Linked DNA regions of Homo sapiens: region 1 is linked to region 2. The links are chromatin loops, found by intact Hi-C in ENCODE. Cell type or tissue: endothelial cell of umbilical vein. All regions are shown on one strand.

The links. A loop is a pair of places that touch in the nucleus more often than their neighbours do. Peaks named below come from ENCODE experiments on the same cell type or tissue, not always from the same donor. Only the 100,000 strongest peaks of a DNase experiment are listed, where the experiment ranks them.
Region 1: a loop joins it to region 2, with 11 times the contacts of the local background. A loop is called at or near these places in 21 of 110 quality-filtered maps.

What each region holds. Positions count from the first base shown.
Region 1 is chr10:97,231,296-97,239,295 of GRCh38, forward strand. ARHGAP19 (Rho GTPase activating protein 19) reads right to left here. Exons shown (of 12, transcript NM_032900.6): 9 at 3,922-4,020. ARHGAP19-SLIT1 (ARHGAP19-SLIT1 readthrough (NMD candidate)) reads right to left here. Exons shown (of 15, transcript NR_037909.1): 9 at 3,922-4,020. Among named protein-coding and RNA genes, the nearest start is that of SLIT1, 49 kb to the left of the region's middle. In endothelial cell of umbilical vein, a CTCF peak has its summit at 3,305; a DNase peak (open chromatin) is centred at 3,306.
Region 2 is chr10:97,069,246-97,077,245 of GRCh38, forward strand. All of the region lies in intron 4 of SLIT1 (slit guidance ligand 1), which reads right to left. Among named protein-coding and RNA genes, the nearest start is that of SLIT1-AS1, 30 kb to the right of the region's middle. RefSeq lists an enhancer at 550-1,749 and a silencer at 3,587-3,881. In endothelial cell of umbilical vein, a CTCF peak has its summit at 3,791 (motif pointing right); a DNase peak (open chromatin) is centred at 3,786; H3K27me3 peaks cover 203 bases.

The DNA of each region.
Region 1 (8,000 bases), 160 kb after region 2:
ATAAAATGAACATAACATAAAATTTACTATTTTAACCATTTTTAAGTATACAGTTCAATGGTATTAAGTATATTAATAGTGTTGTGCAACCATCACCATCATCTATCTTCAGAACTTTCTCATCCTCCCAAACAGAAATACTGTACCCATTAAATAATATCTCCCCATTCTCCTCATACTCTTAGCTCCCCTGACAACCAACCACCTTCTCTACTTTCTGTCTCTGAACTTGACTCACAGGTACCTCAGTGGAATCATACAGTATTTTTCCTTTTATGACTGGATTATTTCTCTTAGCATAATATCTTCAAGATTCACGCATGTTGTAGGATATGTCAGAATTTCTTTCCTTTTTAAGGACAAATAATGTTCCATTATCTGTATATCCAAGGTTTGTCATCCATTCATCAGTCAATAGACAGTTGGGTTGCTTCTGCCTTTTGGCTTTTGTGAATAATGCTGCTATGAATACGGGTGTACAAATATTGCCTCAAGACCCTGCTTTCAATTCTTTTGGTTATATACCGGGAGTAGCATTGCTGGATCACAAGGTCATTCTATTTAAATTTTTTAGGAACTGCCATACTGTTTTCCACAGTGGCTCCTCCATTTTACATCCCTATCAATAATGCATAGGGGTTCCAAATTCTCCACATCCTCATCAACATTTGTTATTTTCCGTTGTTTTTTTTTTTTTTTTTTTAATAATAGTCATCCTAGTGGGTGTGAAGTGGTATCTAATTGTGGTTTTGATTTACATTTCCCTAATGATTAGTGATGTTGAACATCTTTTCATGTGTTTCTTGGCCATCTGTACATCTTCTCTGGAGAAATTTCTATTTAAGTCCTTTGCTCACTATTTTTTTTTTTTTTTTTTTTTTTTTTTGAGACAGAGTCTCGCTCTGTCACCCAGGCTGGAGTACAGTGGCTCAATCTCGGCTCACTGCAACCTCTGCCTCCTGGGTTCAAACGATTCTCCTGCCTCAGCCTCCTGAGTAGCTGGGACTACAGGCACATGCCAACATGCCCGGCTAATTTTTTGTATTTTTAATAGAGATGGAGTTTCACCGTGTTAGCCAGAATGGTCTTAATCTCCTGACCTCGTGATCCGCCCACCTCAGCCTCCCAAAGTACTGGGATTACAGGCGTGAGCCACTGTGCGCGGCCTCTGCCCACTCTTTAATGAGGTTGTTTTTGCTGTGTTGAGTTATAGGAGTTCTTTAGATTATTATGGATATTAATCCCTAATCATAAATATGATTTGCAAATATTTTCTCCCAATCCAGGGTTGCCTTTTCACTCTGTAGATGGCAAAGGAAATTTTGATGTCAAGTAAGCCTAATGTCCTAGAAGCTACTGGCCCCAGGAGGTCAGGATTGAGAGTGAATTCTAGATATCTATAAATTATAACTAGGACCAAAATTACAGTAAGATGAATTTGTAAATGCTAACAGCTGTACCTCAAAAAAAAAAAATTACAGACACAGTGGCTCACATCTGTAATCCCAGCACTTCAGGGGGCCAAAGCAGGAGGATCACTTGAGCCCAGAAATTCAAGACCAGCAACACAGGCTGGGCATGGTGGCTCACGCCTATAATCTCAGCACTTTGGGAGGCCGAAGCGGGCAGATTACTTGAGGCCAGGAGTTCAAGACCAGGCTGGCCAACATGGTGAAACCCCATCTCTACTAAAAATACAAAAAATTAGCCGGGCATGGTGGTGGGCGCCTGTAATCCCAGCTACTAGGGAGGCTGAGGTGGAAGAATCACTTGAACCCTGGAGATGGAGGTTGCAGTGAGCTGAGATCACGCCACTGCACTCCAGCCTGAGGCATAGAGCGAGACTGTCTCAAAAAAAAAAGACCAGCAACACAGCAAGACCCCATCTCTACAAACATTTAAAAATCAGCCAGGTATGATGGCATGCACTTGTGGTCCCAGCTACTTGGGAGGCTGAAGTAGGAGGATCGCTGAGCGCCCAGGAGATCAAGGCTGCAATAAGCCATGATGGTGCCACTTGTACTTCAGCCTGAGCAGCAGAGCAAGACCCTGTCTCAAAAATAAATAAATAAATAAATATTACAAGTTATTTATTTTTAGGGCAAAAATTTTAAATTTTAAGCAAAGAGCTCCCTGTGTTGCTGGAATTATATATCTTAATAACAAAGTAATTTTTAAAAGAAAAGCAGGGCAAAACACCAAAAATAAAAACAAAAGGAAGCCATCCTCAGCAAACTAACACAAGAACAGAAAACCAAACACCACATGTTCTCACTTGTGAGTAGGAGCTGGCCGGGTGCAGTGGCTCATGCCTATAATCCCAGTACTTTGGAAGGCCAAGGCGGGTGGATCACTTGAGGTCACGAGTTCGAGACCAGCCTGGCCAACATGGTGAAACCTCGTCTCTACTAAAACTACAAAAATGAGCCAGGCATGGTGGCGCACGCCTGTAGTCCCAGCTACTTGGGAGGCTGAGGCAGGAAAATGGCTTGAAACCAGGAGGCGGAGGCTGCAGTGAGCTGAGATCAAGCCACTGCACTCCAGCCTGGGTGACAGAGAGAGACTCCATCTAAAAAAAAAAAGTGGGAGCTAAACAATGAGAACACATGGACACAGGGAGGGGAACAACACACACTGGGGCCTGTTGGGGGGTGGAGTGGGGGGAAGGAGAGTATTAAGAAAAGTAGCTGGCCAGACGCAATGGCTTATGCCTGTAATCCCAGCAATTTGGGAGGCTGAGGCGGGTGAATCACCTGAGGTCAGGAGTTCCAGACCAGCCTGGCCGACATGGTGAAACCCCCTCTCTACTAAAAAGGCAAAAATTAGCTGGGCATGGTGGCAGGCACTTGTAATCCTACCTACTTGGGAAGCTGAGGCAGGAGAATCGCTTGAACCCAAGAGGGGGAGGTTGCAGTGAGCCGAGACCATGTTATTGCACTCCAGCCTGGGCGACAACAGCGAGACTCTGTCTCAAAAAAAAATTAAAAAAATAAAAATAGCTAACGCATGCTGGGCTTCATACCTAGGTGATGGGTTTACAGGTGCAGCAAACCACCATGGCACACATTTACCTATATAACAAACCTGCACATCCTGCACATGTACCCAGAAATAAAAATTAAAAAAAAAAAAAAAAAAAAAAGATACTCAGTGCTTTTGGGGCAGCAATCTCTTCCAAAAAAGAAAAATAGAAAAGAAAAGCAGTGTATATAGCACTCATCTCTCTCCAAGTTAACCAAAACCTTGCCTTAGTTCATGCATGGAAATTTGAACCCCATGATCAAGTTATCTACTGCCACCTGATGGCAATATTCCTTCACTACATGTTCCGATAGTTTGAAGACTTATAAATTTAATCTGCAAACATGGTGATAGCAGCAATAACATAGAAGCATATTTTGTATTTGTTTTAAAAACAAGATTTTTACTGAATTTGATACATGGAAGAAAGTACAACAACTGTTAAAAATATTAAGCTCACAAAAATTTGGGGTATCAAAACTCACTAGCCTATTGGAAAATCCAGTTTTCTAACAGTTTCCCTAGTCTGTCTCAACTTCCTCACTTCTCCACAGGTTTACCAAATTGCATAAAGAAGTGTGTAACTCGAAGCTGATCAGAAAACAAAAGGGCCTCTTACACTGCTCAGGAATGCAGACTCTGTCCTTAGCCCCTTAGCCCCAGAAGAAAAGGAAGGACCCTTACTTCTACTCCTCACGTCACAGAGCCCCTTCTCTGATGTGCAACACAGCAAAGCACTTTGCAATATAAAAGCTTTTCAACATTTTGTCTTTACCCCCTTATAAACTAGCCCTTTATAGGGTCCCCAAAAAACAGAAGAAAACTTTTTATGCATAAGAAAAATCACATTGTTACATTTCCTAAAAATCAATGCTGAAAACGACAGCCCAGCATACCTACCTTAATAAGCCCACTGAAGGAGCGCGAACGAGCCCTCTTTTGTACCTGGGAAGTAGAAGGTTCTCGCCCTGGTGTCTGGGTCAATGATTGCTTATTAAACTAAAAGAAAACATGGAGAACATTTTATAAATACTTTCCCATCAAGACACGGCATTCTGTGACAACTAATAGCTAAGTGTAAATAAAAGTCCAGGAAAAACTGAGTCTGCGCATAGATGGATTAGGAGGTCAAAAAGCCAATCACAAAGTCAGAAATGATGATGCCAAAAGAAGTGGATTCAAGTGCTCTGAGGGGCTCTGCACGCCACATTCCTTGAATGTGGAATTACTGTCCCCATTCTACAGACAAAAAAACTGAGACTTGGAGAGCTTATGAAATTTATCCACGATCCCCAGCTGCTAACCAAGACTTTTTTGCAACAAAGCATCTTGGAACCACACAGTTACTGGCACAATCTAAAACAGTCCCTAATTTAACATAAATTGCATACAGAATTTTTTTAAGTTACTAAAACTCTTTAAATGGACATCTATCATGACTGCCTGACAACAATACCATCAGAGGAAATACATCAGAATGCAGACTTGTCAATGCTATCAACATCAGCTCTCTGGAGGTATCTAAAGTGGAAAACGAGAAGACCCAATGCATTGAATAATCTTATTCAATGCTTTGATTAGCCATTCATTTCCCACTTAAAAAGTAATAATAATATAGCATTTAACTCTTCTACTCTTCTGCCTTTTCAGATTGTTGATGATGTTGCTGTTGTTGCTGGAGACAGAGTCTCACTCTGTTGCCAGGCTGGAGCGCAGTGGCACAATCTCGGCTCACTGCAACCTCCGCCTCCCAGGTTCAAGCAATTCTCATGCCTCAGCCTGGCGAGTAGCTGGGATTACAGGCGTGCGCCACCACACCCAGCTAATTTTTTCTATTTTTAGTAGAGATGGGGCTTCACTGTGTTGGCCAGGCTGATCTCGAACTCCTGACCTCAAGTGATCCGCCCACCTCGGCCTACCAAAGTGCTAGGATTACAGGCGTGAGACACCACACCCAGCCTCTTCTGCCTTTTCTAACTATACTTTTAAAATTTCGGAACTGTAAAAATTTGGGAATTTTACCAGTTCAAGTTCTGGAGGTTAAAAAATTACTTTTACATAAAAGTACCAAGAGGTTCTCAAAGTTAATTGTCTCGGCAGGCAGAAAAATTAGCCACGTCTGAAGAGCTTAGCTAGTTAAGTATCCCTCCTGAATAAACTGGGACAAGTAAAAAATGCATCTTTCCTGATGGTGGCAAGGGTACAATAAGGTAAATTCTCTCATATCCAACTCAAGGGAGTGTTAACTGGCAAAATGTTCTGGGAAGGTATTTAGCAAGGTGTATCCAGAGCCTTTTTAAAATGCATATTAAAAAGTACATGCCACTAAAAATACAAAAAATTAGCCGGGCATGGTGGTGTACATCTGTAGTCTCAGCTACTCGGGAGGCTGTGGTGGGAGGATCATGATCACCTGAGCCCAGGGAGGTCGAGGCTGCAGTGAGCCATGATTGTGCCACTGCACTCCAGCCTGGGCAACAGACTCAGAAAAAAAAAAAAAAAAAAAAAATACACCACATATAAAGTGTTCTTAGCCTGAAAAACTGAATTAGAATCAGATCAAGCCTCTAGAAATAGATCTAACTACCAGTTTATAGCATGAACACAGGACTGTGAAACATGTTGAATAACATTACAGGAATGCAATCATTAAAATCCAGAATATAGGCCAAGCATGGTGGCTCATGCCTGTAATCTCAGCACTTTGGGAGGCCAAAGCCAGCAGATCACTTGAGCTCAAGAGTTCATGACCAGCCTGGGCAACATGGCGAAACCCTGTCTCTACAAAAAATACAAAAATTAGCCAGGCATGGTGGCACATGCCTGTAGTCCCGGCTACTCAGGAGGCTGAAGTGGGAGGATGGCTTGAACCCAGGAGGCAGAGGTTGCAGTGAGCTGAGATCAATCACGTCATTCCAGTCTAGGCAACAGAGCTAGACCTTGTCTCAAAAAAAAAAAAAAAAAAACTCAGTCTACGGAAAACAATATAGTTTCTTCCACAAATAAGGTTCAGATAAAATCATGCACCACATAATGACATTTTGGTCAATGACAGACCACGTATATGACAGTAGGTCCCATCAGATTATAATGGAGGTGAAAAATTCCTATCACCTCATGATATCACTGCTGTCCTAACATCACAGCGCAATGTGTTACTCAAGTGACTGCAGTGATGCTGGAATAAACAAACCTACTGTGCTGGAAGCTGTATAAAAGTCTAGTACATACCATTATATACAGTACATAATTCTTGATAATGATAATAAATGGGCTAGATGTGGCAGCTCACACCTATAATCCCAACACTTTAGGAGGCCAAGACAGGTGGGTCACTTGAGACCAGGAGTTCAAGACCAGCCTGGCCAACAGGGTGAAACCTCATCTGTACTAAAAATACAAAAATTAGCTGGGCGTGGTGGTGGGCGCCTGTAATCCCAGCTACTCGGGAGGCTGAGGCAGGAGAATCGCTTGAACCTGGGAGGCAGAGGTTGCAGTGAGCCAAGTCTGCGTCATTGCACTCCAGCCTGGGCGAAAGAGCGAGACTCTATCTCCAAAAAAAAACAAAAAACAAAAAAACAAAACAACAATAATGTTACTGGTTTATGTATTTACCATACTATACTTTTATCATCATTTATACCTTTTACCATTATTTTAGAGTGCACTCCTACTTATTTTTTTTTAAAGTTAACTATAAAACAGCCTCAGGCAAGTCTTTCAGGAGGTATTCTAGAAAAAGGCATTGTTATCATAGGAGATGACAGCTCCATGAGTGATATTGCCTCTGAAGACCTTCTAGTGGAATAAGATGTAGAGGCAGAAGACAGTGATATTAATGATCCTGTGTAGGCCTAGGTTAATGTGTATATTTGTGTCTTCAGTTTTGGAGTTTTTTTATTTTTTAGAGACGGGGTCTCGCTCTGTTGCCCAGGCTGGAGTGCAGTGGTGCGGATCATAGCTCACCGCAGCCCCAAACTCCTGGGCTCAAGCGATTCTTCCTGCTGAGGCTGAGGCTGAGGCCTCCTGTGTAGCTAGGACTACAGGCACACACTAACGAGACCAGTTAATTTTTTTAAATATTTTGTGGATACAAGGTCAATGCTGCCCAGGGTGGTCTCGAACTCCTGGCTTAAAGCAGTCCTCCCACTTTGGCCTCCCAAAGTGCTGGGATTACAGGAGTGAGCTACCACGCCCAGCCTGTGTCTTAATTTTTAATTAAAAAGTATTAAAATTTACAAACAAATTAAAAGTTTTTAAAATAGAAAAAAGCTTATAGCATAAAGATATTCAGAAAATATTTTGTACAGATGCATAGTGTTTTTGTGTTTTAAGCTAAGTGTTATTACAAGAGTCAGAAAGTTAAAAAAGTTTTAAGTCTGTAAAGTAAAAAAGTTACAGTAAGCTAAAGGTAATTAATTATTGAAGAAAAAAATTTTATAAATTTAGTCTAGCCTAAGTGTACAGTGATTATAAAGTCTACAGTCGTGTCAGCAATGTCCTAGGTCTTCACATTCACTCACCACTCACTTACTGACACACCTAGAGTAACTTCCAATCCTGCAAGCTCCATTCATGGTAACTGCCCTATACAGGTGTACTATTTTTTATCTTTTATACTGTATTTTTACTGTACCTTTCCTTTGTTTAGATACACAAATACTTACCATTGTTACAATTGCCTACAGTACTCAGTACAGTAACATCCTCTACAGGTTTGTAGCCCAGAAGCAACAGGCTATACCATACAGCCTAGGTGTGTACTAAGCTACGCCATCTAGGTTTATGTAAGTACACTCTATGATGTTCACACAACAATGAAATCACCTAAAAACACATTTCTTAGAACATATCCCAATCATCAAGTGATACGTGACTATAAAGAAAAAGGGAGTGGGCCGGGAGCGGTGGCTCACGCCTGTAATCCCAACACTTTGGGAGGCCGAGGTGGGGGGATCACAAGGTCAGGAGAACGAGAC
Region 2 (8,000 bases):
GCTGACATGGGAGCCCAACATGAAACCAAACTCACCTTGATGGAGTGCCCACAGGCACCAGTGACCGGGCTGGGCTTGTGGATGCAGAGCTAACCACAGGTGCATGGTCCACCCTAGAGCACTCATGCCCAGAAGAGGGCACAGATGGGAAACCAGTGAGTGGACCTTCAATCCTTCACCCCAGAAATGTGTACTGAAAGCTGATGGTCTGCTGGGGACCCCCAAAGACTTGCTTTCATGGGGTGTACATGCCAGCTTTCAACAATGGCTGGAGGAGCAGTACTGCCAAAGAGATGGGAGAGTGCAGAGAAGTGAGTGAACAAGTCCGCTGGAGGGAGGAGAGGTGATCTCTGACCGGATCTTAAAGAGTTGATGTGTCCCAGACAGAAATGGAAAATGAGGAAAGGGTGTTCTAAGCAGCGGTAACAGCATGTGCAGAAACCCAGAGACAGGAAGGAACAAGGCAGGCTGGGGGAATCTCATGTGGTTTCGTATGACTGGTGTGTGTACGTGGGAGGTTGTGGTAGTTAAAAGACATCCACAAATTCTTTGACATTCCTCCCTTCAAAAGACAGAGGCTCATTCTCTTCCTCCTGAATGTGGGCAGGACTCAGTAACTTACTTCTGAAGAACCACATATGATGGAAACGGTAATGGATAACCTCCGAGACTAGATCATAAAAGACACTGTAGCTCCCTCCTTGTTCCTTCTGGGTTTGCCCTCTCTGGGAGAACCCAACCCAGGTCATAAGGACACTCAAGCAGCTCTCTGGGGAGGCCCACATGGAGAGGAACCGAGGCCTCTCGCCAACAGCAGGCACAGGCTTGCCAGCCTGTGAGCCAGCCATCAAGGAAGTGCATTCTCCAGCCCCAGCCAAGCCTTCAGATGACACAACCCCCCAACATTGTGATGCAATCTCATGAAAAACCCCAAGCCAGAACCACCCAGCCACCTACAGAGACTGTGAGATGTTTATTGTTTGTTCTTGAAAGCCGCAGTGTTTTGAAGTCATTGGTTACGCACAATTGATGACTCATCCAGCGTTGCTTTGAGGCATGACCCTAAGGAAGGGAGGGGCATGCTTAGGCTCCAGGTTAATGGGCTGAAATCATGTTAGAGACTTGGCTACATCACTTCTTTTTGGGGGCCTCAGTTTCCTCATTTGTCCAATTCATAGGCTGGAGCAGAAGATTTCTAAGCTCTTCACCAGTGCAGACCCAACCACATGCCTGCAAGACACATTGCTATGGTCTGAATTATCGTTTCCTCTCAAAAAAGGCATAGGTTGAAACCTAATCTCCAATGTGATGGTATTAGGAGGTGAGGACTTTGGGAGGTGATAGGTCATGTGAGCTCCATCCTTATAATAGGATTAGTGCCCTTATGAAAGAGACCGCAGAGAGCTGCCTTGCCCCTTCCTCCGTGTGAGGACACAGCTAGAAGGCACTGTCTATGAAGCCGGAAGCAGCCTTCACCACACGCCAAATCTGCCAATACCTTGATCTTGGACTTCCCACCTCTAGAACTGTGAGAAATAAATTTCTGCTGTTTATAAGCCACTTGGTCTACGGCATTTTGTTTTTGTTTTTTTAGAGACAAGGTCTTGCTGTCACCCAGGCCAGACTGCAGTGGCACAATCATAGCACACTGTCACCTTGAACTCCTGGGCTCAAGCGATCCTCCCCACCTCAGCCTTCTGAGTAGCTGGGACTACAGATGCGCTGGGACTACAGATGCTCTACGGGTGGAGACAGGGTCTCATTTTGTTGCTCAGGCTGGTCTCAAACTCCTGGCCTCAAGTGATTCACCCACCTCAGCCTCCCAATACAATATTTTGTTATAGCAGCTGGAACAGACTAAGACACACATCAAGTGAGGTGGTTGCTTCTTTAGAGGATTTGGGGTCCCAGAAAGGAGGTGAGGAAAGTTGCTGGCCATACACCTACTGAAAGACGGGGTCTGGGGAGAAGACAGACACAGCCTGCCACCTTTGCTGACCCACAGGGACTCAGGGAGATGAGAGCATGTGCATTAAGAGCCAGATGGAGGCAGGAAGGAGTGGTGGCCTGAGGACGTCCACAGAGTCAGGAAGGCGGGACCTCCAGTGGGACCCTCATCTCAGCCCAGCCGACCACTCACCCTTTGGCCAAGCCTGGGAAGGAACGCTGGGCCGGCACTCACATCCATTCATTATTCCATTTAATCCTCACCACAACCCTGCAAGGAAGGTTTTTTTATTCGTATTGATTTGCTTATCGATTTAGACCCAACCTTGTTCTAGAAAGCCTTTAAGGTGGCTTATAGGGATTTTCAAAACAGCAAGAGAGCAAGAGTGAAAAATGAGGCACAGAGAAGAGGAGGAATCAATGGCGGGTACTAAGAATGCATGCACCATGTGACCACATGCCAGGCTGGGCTGAGCGGGGCTCTGAGCTTTCTCACTGAAAGCCAGCGTGAAAGGAGAGCCAGTCAGCTCACAGCGCCCACGGGACACGTATAAGTCTAAAAGGATCAGCTTCTCAGGAGTACAGCTGGTGTGGCACTCAGATGAGGCAAGAATTTTCCCAGGGGTGTTTATTAAAAATGACAGTGTAGCCTAATCAATAACACTAGATCCTTATAATTAATGGGGTTTGAGTGTCTGTTTCTTATAATAGCATCAAAGTACAATTCAGCAAATGCATTTCTATAAGGACTCACACCAGGAACTAAGTAGGGAAGAGGAAGAAGGCAGAGGCAGACTCCAGGTAGGCCCAGTCTATGCAAAGACGCTGGGGCATGAGAGAGCCTGGTATGACTGGGGAGGAGCAGAGGCTCTGGGAAGCAAGTGTCAGCTGGGAGAAGCCTCACACAGGCCGGGGAGAGTGATGGGATAGAACAGAGAGGGCTGTGATATGACCATCTTTTTAATTATTTTGTTTATTTATTTAGAGACAGCATCTCACTCTGTCACTCAGGCTGGAGTGCAGTCACTCAATCACAGCTCACTGCACTGTTGAAATCCTGGGCTCAGGTGATTTTCCTCTCTCAGCTTCCTGAGTAGCTGGGACTACAGGCGCATGCTACCATGCCTGGCTAATTTTTTAAAAAATATTTTTGTAGAGACAGGGTCTCACTATGTTGTCCAGGCTGGTCTCAAACTCCTGGGTTCAAGTGATCCTCCCTCCTCAGCCTCCCAAGTAGCTGGGACTAAAGGCACGGGCACTGTGCCCAGCTCTGACCATCTTTCAGGCTTTGTTCTGGGGCACCAAAGCTTAAAGAGGAAAGACACAGCCCCCAGGCAGGCAGGCAGCAGGTGATGCCAACGGCCATCAAGAGATAAGAGATGGCCCAAAGCTGGGTGTGGAACTGTCCCACCCTGGCCAGTCAGCCCACAGCCGGAACCAGCCCTCATCGTTTAAATGAAGACAGGAAAGTGAATTTGGGGCCCCAGGAGAGGCCAGAGGAAAACAGGTGAACCTTGGAAGCCTCAGGAAAATGCAGCCTGATGGCAGCAAAGCGGGTGGTAGAAGGAGCCTGCACCTGTAGAGAGAAGGACCAGGTTCAACTCCTGCTTCTGCTATTGACCAACCATGGACCTCGAGAAGTTCTGCACCTGAGAGCTTCAGGTGTCCTATTTGTAAAATAACTACCACGTGGGACTTTGGAGAAGATTGTGAATTGATGTACTTAAGCTTCTGAATCACAACCTCCATTTAGCAGCATTCAAGAAATGCGGGCTGTTGTCCCTGCCCGAAGCACAGCCTAAGCAACCCTAAGGCTCTGTTGTTTCAAGCTTTCCCACGAGGGGGCGCCAGAAGCCTTCCCTGGACCTGGATGCCTCAACCACATCGCAAACTAGCAGAACAAAGCTATTCTCTTTTTTTTTCTTTTTGCTCCAACTGACTTCCTACCTTGCCAATACTTGTCTCATCTTTCCCAAATCCCTTTGAAATAAAGTTTATCATGTCTTCTGCCCCTGGTCTGTGTGGAAACCCCCCAAAAGCACCACCTAAGCCTTTCCCCATCAGTTTTCCGGGAGCTCTGGGCCACCTTCATCTTCCTCAGACCCAGTCATTGCTGCCCGTCCTCCTCCCACGCGGCCTTGTCAAACGCCCTGAAGTGAGGAGATGGCCAGGATGTGTCTGGGCAGAATGAGACACCCTGAGAACTGCCGTCCTGGAAGCGGGCGGGATCTGCGACTGGAAGGACAAACAGCCAAGCCCAGGGCAGCCAGGGCCTGTCCCAGCCCGGGGAAGCGGAGCCAGACAGGGGTTCAGAAGGAGGGCAGGGGCAGGACAGTGACGAGGGCACCATGACAGATCCCCAGAGTCAGACCCAGGACAGCGCTGGGGAGATACAGGGCTGGGGCAGAAGCTGAAGGGCGGGACAAGGTCCCAGACTTCTGACAAGCACCTGGGGGATGCGGGGATGCTGGTCCAGGGAGCACTCACGGAGAGGCCAGGGTGCTGAGGACAAAGCCCACAGCTGGGTGTCACAGGGGAGACTTGGCTCCACTCACTTAAATCGTGTGGTCTCGGGCAAGTCATGTAACCTCTCTGGCCCCAGTTTTCTCATCTGCAACATGGGGATGGAAAGCGGCACTTATGTTGCAGGATCTGATGGGAGAGGTGCCGCTGCCTACTCCCTCACCTCTGCTGACATTCCTCCAGTTTCCCAGACCCCTCCTGACATCCACAGGACCTGTGTACTTGCTGTGGCTTCTGCCTGGGATACTCTTCCCTCACCTTCACCCAGGAAACGCTATTTATCCTTCACACCTCAGTCTACAAACACCTCCCCTGAGCCTGAGTCAGCTGCTCTATCTGCAACAGGCTCCTAGCACCCCCACTTTTACTTTTCGGCACAACCCAGGCTTGTAATAAAATACAGGTGCACCGAATGTGATGAAGTACTGACTCTGGTGAACGTCCATCTCCCTCTCCAGACCATAACCTCCCAGCAGACACTCTCCTTCACTTTCCCTTATATCCTGGCACATTGCAGAGACTTAGTAATTTTTAGCTGAATGAACTAAAATGGATCCTTACATGAGTCCTCTGCTCTAATCCCTCTCCGTTTTCCCGGCCAAAACAAGTAGTTAGGACTGGCCAAGGGAGAGGCAGGAGCTCAGGGCCAGACAGGCTGGCTGTGCATGGCGAGAGACCACAGCTCCCCACCTATGCTGCGGCCACTTGTACCTGCTCTGCCTAACCAGGCTGCAGACCCAGTGAGATGCAGGCTCAGAAGGGGAAGGCAGGCACGAGCAAGCACTTGTTATTGTGGATGATGTAACAATCGCACCTCTTCCCTTCACACATCCTTCAGGATATTAACAACCAACACCCTCAAGTGGTTCCAAGTTCACACCAGCTCAAGGCAAGGGCCCTGCAGACAAAGCATGAACCCCATTGCCAAGATCAAGCACCCCAGGAGGCAAGCTCCACCAAGAGCAGCCCCCACTTGGCCTGGAAGCATCGGGCAACCCCAGTCGGCCGCCCGCCCCTGAAGACAAGGGGGCCGCCAGGCCCACACCCTGACTTGGCACCATCCCCAGGCACCCTGCTCTGGCTGCCCCTCCTTCTGCACACTCTGCCAATCCCCCCATCCTCTCCCAGGGCTGGAGGAGGCAGGGGTTGGGGAAGCTGAGGTCAAGACCCCATGTTCTGGCTGCTAATCTGCCTTCACGCTCTAACCTGATTGGTCCCTGCTGGCAGACCAGCCTCTAAGGGGATTAGCAGTGGGGGCAGGGGTGGGAGTACACAGAGGGCTGCTGGGCACCTGCCAAGGCTGGACTGGGCTCTGGGTTCTTGCTGCCCACTCGGGCGCCACTGCAGGGCACAGGCCTTACTTTGTCTGCCTTTCATGCCACATGGAAGCTCTGGGCAGCCTGGCCTGTCCCCTCGGCCCCCTGCAGCCCGAGTGGTTACCTTGAACCAGGGCACCCCAAGGGTACCAGGGCACCTCATCTGGGGGCTTAGATCCTTGTCAGAAGATGGTTGGATTAAGGACTCAGGCTCTGGCCTCATGCACATCTTCTAACCCCCAAGCCTCAGTCTTCTCATGGTAAAATGGGAATAATTATCATATGGCTTAACCACAGCTGAGTGTGGGGCCTCAGCCAGGACTGGCAGAGTTGGCTGCCATTGCCCACACTTTAATAATTGCCTTTTGGGCTCTGTAGGGAGGAGGAGGGAGGGTCAGGGCCTGGGAGTCAGGAGGCTGAGGCTCAAGGCCGCCAACCCACTCCATGACCTCTGGCAGGACCACAGTTAGTTCCCAACATCTGCAACAATACTGACCTCCCAGGGATGCTGGGAGGATGGGATTACATGCTGTGTGTGTCACACACTCAGCGTGCCCACTGGTAGCTGGTGCCAGCACGGGGCAGCCTCACACGACTGTTATCAATAAGTGGCTGCCCGGGATTCCACTGCAGATAACTCAGCAAGTGAGTCCCTGGCACCTGGTGGATTGGCAGCATCGTCATCCCCGGGAAGTTTGATAGAAAAGCAGATTTTCTGGGTCCCACCTCCTGAGTCAGGATCCCTCAGTGTCTCAGGTGCACACTGAAGTCTGAGAAGTGCTGCCTCCAGCAGAGGAAAGGTGTAAAATGTTTTAATGTCCCCAGCTGGAGCCAAAGCAAACCAGATTATAACCTCTGTACTGGTTAGCATTTCAAAGCAAGGGTTGGAGGTGCCAACTCCTATTCTTTGGGGGCTGAGGTGGGGAGACTTAGACACAGACACCCCTAGTGAGTGGAGAGAGGGAAGAGCAGCTACCAACCCCTCAGCTGCAGCTCACCAAGGCCCGCCTTCCTGAGGAACAGAAAAGGCACCCACAGGGCTGGTGGGGGGCAGGGACCAGCCACTACATTTGTCCCACAGGCCCTTCCTGCATTTCTGCCAATTTGCATGGAAGATGCCTGAGGGCACGGGTGAGGAGCAGGTGTGGGGCTCCCTGGTGAATCAGCTCCAGCACTCACAGCAGAGGAAGACTTGGCATCTCCAGCATTGCCAGGAGGTCAGGAGTCCCAGCCCTGGCTCCCTGCTCAGGCCAGGGAATGGGAGACAGACTCCTAAGGACTGTCTGTGCTCCAGGGCCCTGCTGCAGGATGGCTTGGCAGGAGGGAGGCTATCAATACCCATGGGTGGGACGCTGGGATGCACATGCTGCTCAGAGATGCTCCTGGGATCTCGCTGGACCATCCCGCCTTTGTCTCTGCCGGTTCTTCACACCTCCCTTTAGATCCTATGCCTCCCACGTAGAAGGGGAATTAATTCTGCAAGTACCCCTCCCTGCCTGCTCTCTCCAGCCCATGAAACAACACTCAAGTGCCCCAGATCTACCCTGTGTGCATACTGCATGTGTGCACGCCTGTCTCCAGGTCAGGGACTAGGTCTAATTCACCTTCAAGGTGGGTTCTGGAGAGCATTCGATGATAAGAACCTGCATTGTGCTGCCTTGGGCCTCAACCCAGAGGCCAGGGCTTTGTCCACTCACAAACCTCAGGTGCTCCCAGAAGATGCAAGTAGAAAGCTTATCAGTCAGCTAATTCTCAGTGTGAATCTGTTTGTTTCATCTTCTCCAGAAGTTCAAGCTCAGGTAGGGGCCAGGGCCAGGGTGCAAAGCAGACCCAGCAGTGGTGTCAAAGAGACCACACTGGTGCAGTGAAGGGGGAGTGGGTCCCGCCTGCCACAAGCCCAGTTTCCTTTAATCTGGTCCTCTACTTCTCTGTCTTGTGAAAATACAGGACGGAACCGGGGGCCGTGGCTCACACCTATAATTTCAGCACTTTGGCAGGCTGAGGTGGGAGGATGGCTTGAGGCCAGTTTGAGATCATCATGGGCAACATAGTGAGTGAGAGCCCATCTCTCCAAACAGCTAACAAAATCAGCGAGACATGGTGATGTCTGCCTGTAGTCCTAGCTACTCGGAGGCTAAGGCAGGAGGATTGTTTGAGCCTAAGAGTTCAAGGTTACAGTGAGCTATGATCATGACACTGCACTCCAACTTGGGT